Regions from separate parts of the Homo sapiens genome. Here region 2 is linked to region 1. The links are chromatin loops, found by intact Hi-C in ENCODE. Cell type or tissue: heart right ventricle. All regions are shown on one strand. Links, peaks and the distances in the headings refer to the core of each region. The heading gives the core; the rest is flanking DNA.

Region 1 (5,388 bases), core at 176-5,175:
GTGGAGGGCCACAGTATTACAGCCTTCTTTGTACCTGTGTTTGGTGGGTCCTGAGTTCTTGTTCCACATCCAAGAAGAATGAGGTTGTGCTGATATCAAAGGGTGAGGAGGGCGGAGAATAATTTTATTGAATGATGAGAAACAATTCTCAGTGGAGAGGGCATGCGAGGGTGGTCTCTCTCATTGGGGCTGGGGCTGGGGCCTTTATGGGCTCAGAATAGGGGAGTGTATGCTCATTGGTTTGTGAGTATGCAAAAAAAGGCTAAAACAAAGGCACACAGTGTAAAAAACCAATTAGGGAAGGGTAGATATATGTAAAATAGGTAAAGAGTGGAGAATCAATTAGAGGAAAGTATGCCAAACGGGAAGAGAGGTTCTCAGTTCAGTCCATGGATTTATCCAGGACTTGTAGCTAGGCTTTAAACTGTCTTTGGCTTGAAGGTTGGGTTTCAATTGTATGTAATGAACATACAAGTGCATGTGTCTTTTTGGTAGAATGATTTATTTTCCTTTGGGTATATACCCAGTAATGGGATTGCCGGGTGGAATGGTAGTTCTAAGTTCTCTGAGGAATCTCCAAATTGCTTTCCACAGTGACTGAACTAATTTACATTCCCACCAGCAGTGTATAAGCATTTCTTTTTCTCCACAGCCTTGCCAACATCTGTTATTTTTGACTTTTTAATAATTGCCATTCTGACTGGTGTGAAATGCTCATCACTGAAATCATCAGAGAAATGCAAATCAAAACTTCATATAATTTATAAAAGGTCAGACAGCTGTGGAGGCAGAGAGCTTTTACTGTCATTATCAGCAGCAATAGTGTGTAAAGGAGACTACATCTAACACAGTATTATACCCTGAGTATATACTCAATATCTTTTTTTCCTCCTAAACTTAGGTGACTTTAAGAGTAGAGTCTCGGCTGGGTGCAAGTGGCTCACGCCTGTAATCCCAGCACTTTGGGAGGCTGAGGTGGGCGGATAACTTGAGGCCAGGAGTTTGAGACCAGCCTGGCCAACGTGGTGAACCCCTATCTCTATTAAAAATACAAACAAATTAGCTGGGCATGGTGGTGCGTGCCTGTACTCCCAGCTACTTCAAGGCTGAGACAGGAGAATCGCTTGAACCAGGGAGGCGGAGGTTGCAGTGAGCTGAGATTGCGCCACTGCACTCCAGCCTGGGCGGCATAGCAGCTCCATCTCAAAAAAAAAAGAGTCTTCATGGGCTGGAATTCCAAAAGAATAGCGTCTCTAGGGGTCTTGATTATTGTTAAGGAAAGGAATGACCCATGTTTACTTCTCAGAGTTTTCTTTTTGTTCCTGCTGGAGAGTTTTATTTTGTTCCATATTCTCCAAGCAGTGCTGATTGAGTTCTAAGATTAAATTTGAATATGAAAATGGGTTATATTAATACCGAAGCAACCTGCACTTATCTGGTGCTGATGTTTCTTCGTCAGAAACCAGTGAGAAACTAACTTGGTCTACTTTTTTTTTTCCAGACGACGGACATAAGAAAGCTCGAAATGCTTATCTCAATAATTCCAATTATGAAGAAGGAGATGAATATTTTGATAAAAATTTGGCACTCTTTGAGGTAATATTTTGGAGAAAACTATGGACTGAGACTTTAGGAACAGAGATCTCATGATAGCCATATTTTACCCCATTTGGTTTAAAAATTTTACAAGCTGGATAATTTAATGTTAAAAGAAAATATTGTAACTTGTTATTATAGTAAATTTTGTCTGTGTAATCTAATTATAGTGAGTAACTATTAAATCAAATTGTTATGTAGTAAGGAAGAGGAGTTTGACTTCTTGGACATATAGATTACCTTGCAATCTAATTCAGCTGTGATTTAATTGTTTTTATTAGAATAATCTTTCTTCTAACTATAAATCAGTGTATTTCTCCACCCTTTGTCTGGAAAGACTATCATTTGCCTTAGAACTAACTAAACAAGGCCGGGCGCGGTGGCTCACGCCTGTAATCCCAGCACTTTGGGAGGCCGAGGCGGGTGGATCACAAGGTTAGGAGATCGAGACCATCCTGGCTGACACGGTGAAACCCCGTCTCTACTAAAACTACAAAAAATTAGCCGGGCATGGTGGCGGGCGCCTGTGGTCCCAGCTACTCGGGAGGCTGAGGCAGGAGAATGGCATGCACCCGGGAGGCAGAGCTTGCAGTGAGCCAAGATTGTGCCACTGCACTCCAGCCTGGGCGACAGAGCAAGACTCCGTCTCCAAAAATCACTGTAGGAAGCAGGCTTCCAGATTAGCAGGACCTTCATGTCCTTTTTTTTAATTGTCAAATAATAACTGTATATATTTATGGATTACAATGTGATATTTTGATATTTGTATGCATTGTGGAATGATTAAATCAAGCTAATTAGCATATATATCACCTCGTATACTTATCATTTTCATGGTGAAAATATTTGAATTTGACTTTCTTAGCAATTTTGAAATATACAATATGTTAACTATAGTTGCTATGCTGTGCAATAGATCTCAAAAACTTATTTCTCCTGCCTAACTGAAACTTTGTATCCTGTGACTAACCTCTCCCCCTTCCCCTACATACACCCCAAGCTTTTGGTAACCACCATTCTATTACTACGAGTTCTACTTTTTAGATCCCACATGTAAGTGAGATCGTGTGCTATTTATCTTTCTGTGCCTGGCTTATTTCACTTAACATAATGAAGAGGACTTCTATATCTTATCTGAATAAGACAACATGGACTCTGTGGCCAGGCTCCATAAGCTGTGGCCAGGTTGTTGAAAGGAGCCTGGTTTATTTCAGCACTACCTTTTTCTGGCCTTTGACAATGATGCAAGTGCCACTTCTCTCAATGTACCATTTTTAGTTTGTTTTTGAGACAGGGTCTTGCTCTGTCACCCAGGCTGGAGTGCAGTGGCACGATCACAGCTTGACCTCCTGGGCTCAAAGGACCCTCCTACCTCAGCCTCCCTAGTAGCTGGGACTACAGGCATGTGTCACCACACCTGGCTGATTTTTAAATTTTTTGCAGAGACAGGGTCTCACTCTGTTGCCCAGGCTGGTCTTGAGTGCCTGGGCTCAAGCGATCCTTCTGCCTTGCCCTCCCATAGCATTGGGTTAGCAGGTGTGAGCCACCATGCCCAACTCAATGTACCAATTTTTTTTTTTTTTTTGAGATGGAGTCTCCCTCTGTTGCCCAGGCTGGAGCGCAGTGGCGCGATCTCGGCTCACTGCAACTTCTGCCTCCTGGGTTCAAGCTGATTCTCCCGCCTCAGCCTCCCGTGTAGCTGGGATTACAGGCACGTGCCACCACACCCAGCTTATTTTTGTATTTTTAGTAGAGACGGGGTTTCACCATCTTGGCCAGGCTGGTCTCAAACTCCCAGCCTCAGGTGATCCAGCCACCTTGGCCTCCCAAAGTGCTGGGATTACAGGTGTGAGCCACTGCACCCGGCCTACCTGTGAAATATTTTTTCATTTAATTTGAAGTTTTCTGGTAGCAAGATTATTTTGATACTTATGTTCAGTGTTCTTTGTAGCTCATTTCTTCCATGTCACTGGCTTTATAGGAAGAAATGGACACCAGACCGAAGGTGTCTTCCCTCCTCAACCGCATGGCCAATTACACTAATCTGACTCAAGGAGCAAAGGAACATGAAGAGGCAGAAAACATCACTGAAGGGAAAAAGAAGCCCACCAAGGTGAGGCCTCAGAATAACAAGGAATACATAGAAAGAGCCCTGTATATAAGAAAGAAGGAAATACCTAAGGCACCATTCTGTGTTCAGCAGCTATTTATTAAATGCTTGAGAGGTGCCTGGAACTGTTCTGGGCACCAGCGTCATAGCACAAAGAAAACATATGATGCAGTCTAAATTCTGATGTGGGGATACAGTCCTTAAGCTGTTTTAACTGCCAAAGTATATAACATATTAAGTGTTGATAAATTCCCGAGCAAAAAATTAAGCAGAGTAGAGAGACTGAAATTGGCAAGGGATCCAGAGTGGAGGGCGTTGCTACTTACATAGGTTGGACAGGGAAAGCCTTTCTGACAAGGTGATATTTGAGGAGAGATCTAGCTGATGGGAGGGAGTGAGCTATGTGGGAAAAGAGCATTCAGGGAGAGGGAATAGCTTTTCAAGAGAAGAGTGTCCATACCCATCTGCTGATGCCATCTGTCTGTTGTGAAGTTGTTGGGTTTTTTAAACACCAAACATCAGTTTGTCTCAAAATGAAAATATAAGACATTCAGTTTACCATTCTGGTTGTTCAGCCCTTTCAAAAAGGGATAAAACGGCCCTCAGATCTTCATTTTGCCATCTAATTTATTTACTAACTACTGTGAAGAATTTATGCCAAATTCTGAAGAAATTCCATCAAGTCCTTATTGTTTTTAAATGAAAAAAGCCAACAGCTTTGAAAAACAAAATTTTAAATTGTTGTGGGTGCACATAAAAGTTTATTTGTGGCCAAATGCCTATGTATAATAAACACATGCAGGAACCTTTGTAAAGTTAAAATATATAGCTTTAGGAATAATAAAAGTATGGTGATAAACACTTGAAAGATGGAGATTTTATATGTGCCCTTTTGAAGGTATTGATTAAACTTATGATTTCTGCTTGGAGGTTAATATGGTAGTTAGGGAGCAAGTTATTACATAAAAGAATAAAAACCTCTCTTTAGGATAACTGTGTGATTTTTTATCAATGTCTTTCTTTCTAGACCCCCCAAATGGGTACCTTCATGGGTGTCTACCTCCCATGTCTACAAAATATTTTTGGAGTGATCCTTTTTTTACGCCTTACATGGGTGGTGGGCACAGCTGGAGTTCTTCAGGCTTTTGCAATTGTCCTTATCTGCTGCTGCTGTGTAAGTACTGCACTGGCTCCTAGAGATCACCTGAACGTTGCAAGTTCTCAAGAGCAGATGCACATGACCTCTTTGGGAATAAAACAAAGAATACTTAGGGAAGGACTCATGATCTCAACAGAAGAAATTATTCTGATATTAAAATCTAAAGGATTTTCAGTTATTCAGTGCCTGTTAGTCACTGCTTGCTATCTATTATATGATGTACTAGAAATTACAAAGCAAGACTTCAACTGAAAATGGAAGATAAAGTTCCTGTCTTCAGAGAATTCAGAATCCAAACTATTTGAGCTTGATAGCACCAAAGTTGTGACAGAAAATGTGTTAGAAAATGTGATGTATCACTCCAGTATATATTGAGAAACAAGACAGGTTATTGCGGATGTGAGGGGTATTTGGTTTTTTTATTTGGTTTTGAAGTTTCTTCCCTTATCCCTTCCTTAGAAATTTAGATGTTCTTTCCAGGTCTTCTCTCTACTGAGAACATTTTTATCTTCCTTTAATTTAA
Region 2 (5,388 bases), core at 152-5,151, 65 kb before region 1:
AAAAACTCTTATGTACACATCCACGTTTTCACTTTGAGGAGCTATGAGAAATTGAATCTAACCAAAATTTACTTTTATTCTATTTTGAGAGCATTTGCATTTACCATATCTAATTTTTTTTTTTTTTGAGACAGAGTCTTGCTCTATTGCCCAGGCTGTAGTGCAGTGATGCGGTCTCGGCTCACTGCAGCCTCCGCCTCACAGGTTCAAGCAGTTCTCCTCCCTCAGCCTCCTGAGTAGCTGGGATTACAGGCGCATGCCACCATGCCCGGTTGATTTTTGTATTTTTAGTAGAGACGGGGTTTTACCATGTTTAGGTCTCGAACTCTTGACCTCATGATCTGTCTGCCTCGGCCTCCCAAAGTGCTGGGATTACAGGCGTGAGCCACTGTGCCTGGCTAAAGTTGTTTGTTTGTTTTTTTAACAGCCTTTTTTACAGCTGGCTAATTTACATCCTAAGATGCAAACAAAAGATTATGTTTGGTTTATTTATTTTTTTCTGGTTCAGCAGCATGCTACATTTCAAATGAAATTTTAAGAATTGATAGGAATAGAAAAATATTCTTCCCTATTAGATGAGGTCAGTTCTTTCCCCTTTTGAAAAATGATCAGTTTTGGTATTTTTTCATTTTTTAAAAAGTCATTTTATTCTGTACTAAGATGAAATTTTTCTTATCCAGGAGAAACCTGAGGTTGATAAGGTTAAGTAACTTGCCCAAGGTCATACAAATAATAAGTTGAAGAATAATGATTGAACCTAGGCACATGTAATTCCAAGACCAGAATTTTTGTCATTACACTGCATTTTCTCTGGTATGCTAATAATAGTTGGCCCTATTGAAACATTTATTAAGACATAATTGCTAGCCTGGGCAACATAGTGAAACCTCATCTCTACAAAAAAAAAAAAAAAAAAAAAAAAAAAAGCAGCCAGTTGTGGTGGTGTGCACCTGTAGTCCCAGCTACTTGGGAGGCTGAGATGGAAGGATTGCTTGAGTCCGAGAGGTCAAGGCTATAGTGAGCCATGATCATGCCACTGCACTCCAGCCTGGGTGACAGAGCAAGACCCTGTATCAAAAAAAAAAAAAAAAAGTAATAAAATGACATATTCTCTGAATAACTTAGATTCTATGTTCGTAAAAAGAAATCTGGCATAAGAATAGGTATTTCATTGTCTTTTACACAAATTATGTGCCTAGAGCAGTGTAGTAGTGCTGAGTTACATCAACAGTTATTGATTTAGTTACATTAATCATTCTGTCCTAAAGCTAATGAAGATTTTGACCCAAGTCTCAATAGATCTAAAAAATTTTGTTTTGGATTGTGTTTTCATTTTCCTTTCCTCACATTTTTAGAAATATGTCCTTAGTTTTAACAATATGTTGCTTAATGTCAGGTTTATTTTCTATACACTTTTTTTGTGTTGACTAGGAGCCCGTTTTTAATCTAGCAAGCATTTCATAATGGATGAATGAAATATCTTAGATCAGAAATGAAACCCTGAGTAACTGAATGTCTGTCTTCATAGCTGCCAGTGCTACCCTCTTTGGTTGGGATTCTCAGGTCCTATCTGTCATACCTGGGCTATATTGACATTAGACTAAGGAAAAAGGTGGCAACCTTTTATAAAGAGTTGTGATATGCTGAAAGAGGCAACAGTGGCAACTGAGGACTCAGAGGCATTTGATAATGCCTGCTTTGGTATTTGGATCAGCGGCCAAAATGGCTGAAGTAGCTATCAAATTAGCTAGCCATCAACTATCCTACTCTATTCTTTCCTCTAGTGAAGACACAACTTTTAGGAAGTTGAAAAAGTAGCTGGGCAGGTGGTGGTGTGTTGTGTTCTCAAGGTTCATTCTCTAATTATAGTGCATTGGACGTATAATCCTAGTTTTGTATTGCCTTTGAGTCTATAGTTAATTTGGATAATAAGACTGTGAGCTCCTTGGGCAGGAACAGTGTCTTGCTCTCCATTTCATTCCTATTTCTTGGCACTTAGTGGGCACTCAAATATTATTGAGTGAATGCATGATCCTTTCAGCCTCAGTTAAAGCATGAGATTTTCCTGAGGCTTTAACTTGGAGAACTCTTTGCCTTTCTTACTCTACAATATGATGAATCCACCAGAAAATAATGTCTTTTATATATTTATAAATATATAAATCACCAACCAAAGAGGTAGCACTGGCAGCTATGAACACAGACATTCAGTTACTCAGGGTTTCATTTCTGATGTATGACATTTAATTCTTCTATTTTTAGTTTTAGCCTCCAAATTCATTATATATTCACCACTGATAACATTTCATAAAAATGCATTTTCATAGACAGTTTCAAGTCAAGATTTAAAAGACTTAAGCTGTAAGTCCTTACCATCCCATGATAGTTGGTCTTTACCAAAGTAATTGATGCATTCAATTCTTTTAATAATTTTATACATAGTAAGGCAAAATTTAGAATTTGTGATCTTTTTTATATTTTTCACTAATATTTCCTGTCTCAGTTGCAGAGGGATAAGAGGGTTTGCTGAATATGATAAATAAGGAAAATGTGTATACATCTTCTACTTAAGAATGAGACTATACCTTTCAGGCTCTGCTATAGTAGTAGCCCTAAATGTAAGTGGTGAACAGCTCATTCTCCTGTAAGATGTTTATAGCATTTTCTAACACAGAACTATTCAGAGTGTAGTACGAGACAGTGCTGGCCCATGAGCTGTTTATTATTTGTGAGGAGATAAGTTCAGAAATTGAGTTTTTAGAAACTTGCATAGCAGTTTGATAGAACAAATTTATGTCTGTCAAATCTAATAATAACAAATTGGGGCTTATATTTGATATATATTTATTTTATTTTTCTAGTAATTCATTTTTACTATTTTTTAACAAAATTATTGGCCCATAATGAATTGGAAATTCAAAGAAAAAAAAAGTTCTTTACCAGAGATAATTTGCAAAGCAGTGTTCTAAAACAGTGGTTCACATCCTTTCATGTTCGCCTAACCTTCTAAATGATACCACACTCGAGAGGGTACGGAGTATGGGATATAGAGTGCTCTTTCCCTACCGGTAGCCCTCTGATAGAGAATCCTTATATTGAAAATAATTTCCCACTGACTTTCCCTTAATTGTTTCAATCTTTTCACTAAATCTAACTTAAAATTTTTTTTTAATAAATGGGTTTAATAAAACAGAACAGTGGTTATTATGAGTTCTGAGCTATGCTAGTGTAACATATTAAGTTGCAGTATCAAAATACTACCCCAAAATAGACCCATTCCTCTGAAGAATGGGCATGCTAACTATTTTTAGCAGGTATAATATAGTCACAAATAATGTGTTTTACTGAAACTAATTAATAACATAAATACAATATGTGTAAGATTTGGCCTAATATATAAAGCACTATGGGAGTAATGCCATTATAAATGCCCCTTTTGCCCTGGCCTGACCTTTATATCTTATTACTTAAAAATACCATAATTTTTTTAAAGTATACAAATGTAAATATTTCATACCTGTATGATTCCTGTTTATCGTTGAATAATAATTCATCGTATGCCATGTACTGCAGGTTGATTATTTTATTGATGGATATCTGGGCTGTTTCCTGCTTGGGTTTTTATGAATAAAGCTGTTATATACATATTTGTTTGAATTTTTGTGGACTTACGCTTTTATTTCTCTTGGGTAAAAATACAGAGAACAAGAATTGCTGGGTCTTAGGGTAGGCATATGTTTTTGATTTATAAAAAAACTACTGGAACTTTTTCCAAAATGATTGTGCCATTTTACACTCCCCACCAATGTTTGTGCTACATCTTTACCAAAAGTCTTTTTTTTTTGAGACAAGATCTCACTCTGTCACCTAGGCTGGCGTGCAGTGGCACAATTAGGGCTCATTGCAGCCTCAGCCTCCCAGGCTCAAGCAATCCTCCTGCCTCAGCTGGGACTACAGGTATTCAGTAGCAAACCTGGCTAAATTTTTCTGAATTTTGGTAGAGAAAGGGTTTCGCCATGTTGCCCAGGCTAGTCTCAAACTCCTGAGCTCAAGCAGTCCTTCCACTTTGGCCCCCAAAAGTGCTGGGATTACAGGCCTGAGCCACCATGCCTGGATGCCAACAGTCTTTTAAATCAGCAGTCCCCAACCTTTTTGGCACCAGAGGCTGGTTTCATGGAAGACAGTTTTTCCACAGACTAAGGTCGGGGACAGGCATGGTTTTGGCATGAAACTGTTCCACCTCAGATCATCAGGCATTAGATTCTCATAAGGAGCACATAATTTAGATCCCTCGGAATTGCTGTTCACAATAGGGTTGGCGCTCCTATGAGAATCTAATGCTGCCGCTGATCCGACAGGAGGCGGCTCTCAGGCGGTAATGCTTGCCTGCCTCTCACCTCCTGCTGTGCGGGCCCCGTTCCTAACAGGCCAGGGACCAGTACCAGTCCATGGCCCAGGGGTTGGGGACCATTGTTTTAAATTGTGATTTTAATTTGCATTTCCCTGATGGCCAGGGATGAGCACTGTTTCAGCGGTTTTTAGTGGTTTGCATATCTTCCTTTGTCAGTTGTTTAAATCTTTTGCCCATTTTATTTGTCTTCATATTATTGAGGCGTAGGGAATTTTTATGTCTTCTAGATACAGATCTCCTTTGTCAAGTATATGTTTTATGAATATTTTCTCCCAGTCTGTGACTTGCCTATTCATTTTCATAATGGTGTCCATTGTATTTTTTCAACATTTTATTATGAAAATTTTCTTTTATTTTTTTCTTTCTTTCCTTTTTTTTTTTTTTTTTTTTTTTTTGAGACAGAGTTTCACTCTGTCGCCCAGGCTGGAGTGCAGTGGTGCAATCTCAGCTCACTGCAACTTCCACCTGCCTGGGTTCAAGCGATTCTCCTGCCTCAGCCTCCCGAGTAGCTGGGGTTACAGGCGCTCACCATCACGACTGGCTAATTTTTGTGTTTTTAGTGGAGACGGGGTTTCACAATGTTGGCTGGGCTGGTCTCAAACTCCTGACCTCAAGTGATCTGCCCACCTTGGCCTCCCAAAGTGCTGGGATTACAGGTGTAAGCCACCACGCCCAGCCTATTATGAAAATTTTCAAGCATACAGGAGCTTGAAAAACTTTCATCGTGAACACCCATACACCCACCACCTAGATACTATCATTAACATTTTATTATACTTGTCTTTTTACATATGTGTCCATCTATCCTATTGTATGCATTTTAAGGTAAATTGCAGAATCAGTTCACCTCCCACAAATACTTCACAATGCATTATTATGAATTATAAATTAGAATTCATATAATTATGAATTAGAATTCAGTAACTGCAGCTTTTTTTCTTTTGAGGTAAACTTTTCGTACAGTGAAGGCACGAGTT

The links. Hi-C counts contacts between places; a loop is a spot of excess contacts. Peaks named below come from ENCODE experiments on the same cell type or tissue, not always from the same donor. Only the 100,000 strongest peaks of a DNase experiment are listed, where the experiment ranks them.
Region 2: a loop joins it to region 1, with 2.2 times the contacts of the local background. A loop is called at or near these places in 17 of 110 quality-filtered maps.

Annotation. Positions count from the first base shown.
Region 1 is chr15:34,257,134-34,262,521 of GRCh38, reverse strand. SLC12A6 (solute carrier family 12 member 6) reads left to right here. Exons shown (of 26, transcript NM_001365088.1): 4 at 1,502-1,596; 5 at 3,578-3,709; 6 at 4,734-4,880. Among named protein-coding and RNA genes, the nearest start is that of EMC4, 35 kb to the right of the region's middle. RefSeq lists a silencer at 4,808-5,008. In heart right ventricle, for the core only: no CTCF peak of the experiment used is centred there; a DNase peak (open chromatin) is centred at 2,781; H3K27ac peaks cover 1,227 bases.
Region 2 is chr15:34,322,397-34,327,784 of GRCh38, reverse strand. All of the region lies in intron 2 of SLC12A6 (solute carrier family 12 member 6), which reads left to right. Among named protein-coding and RNA genes, the nearest start is that of SLC12A6, 13 kb to the left of the region's middle. In heart right ventricle, for the core only: no CTCF peak of the experiment used is centred there; no DNase peak of the experiment used is centred there.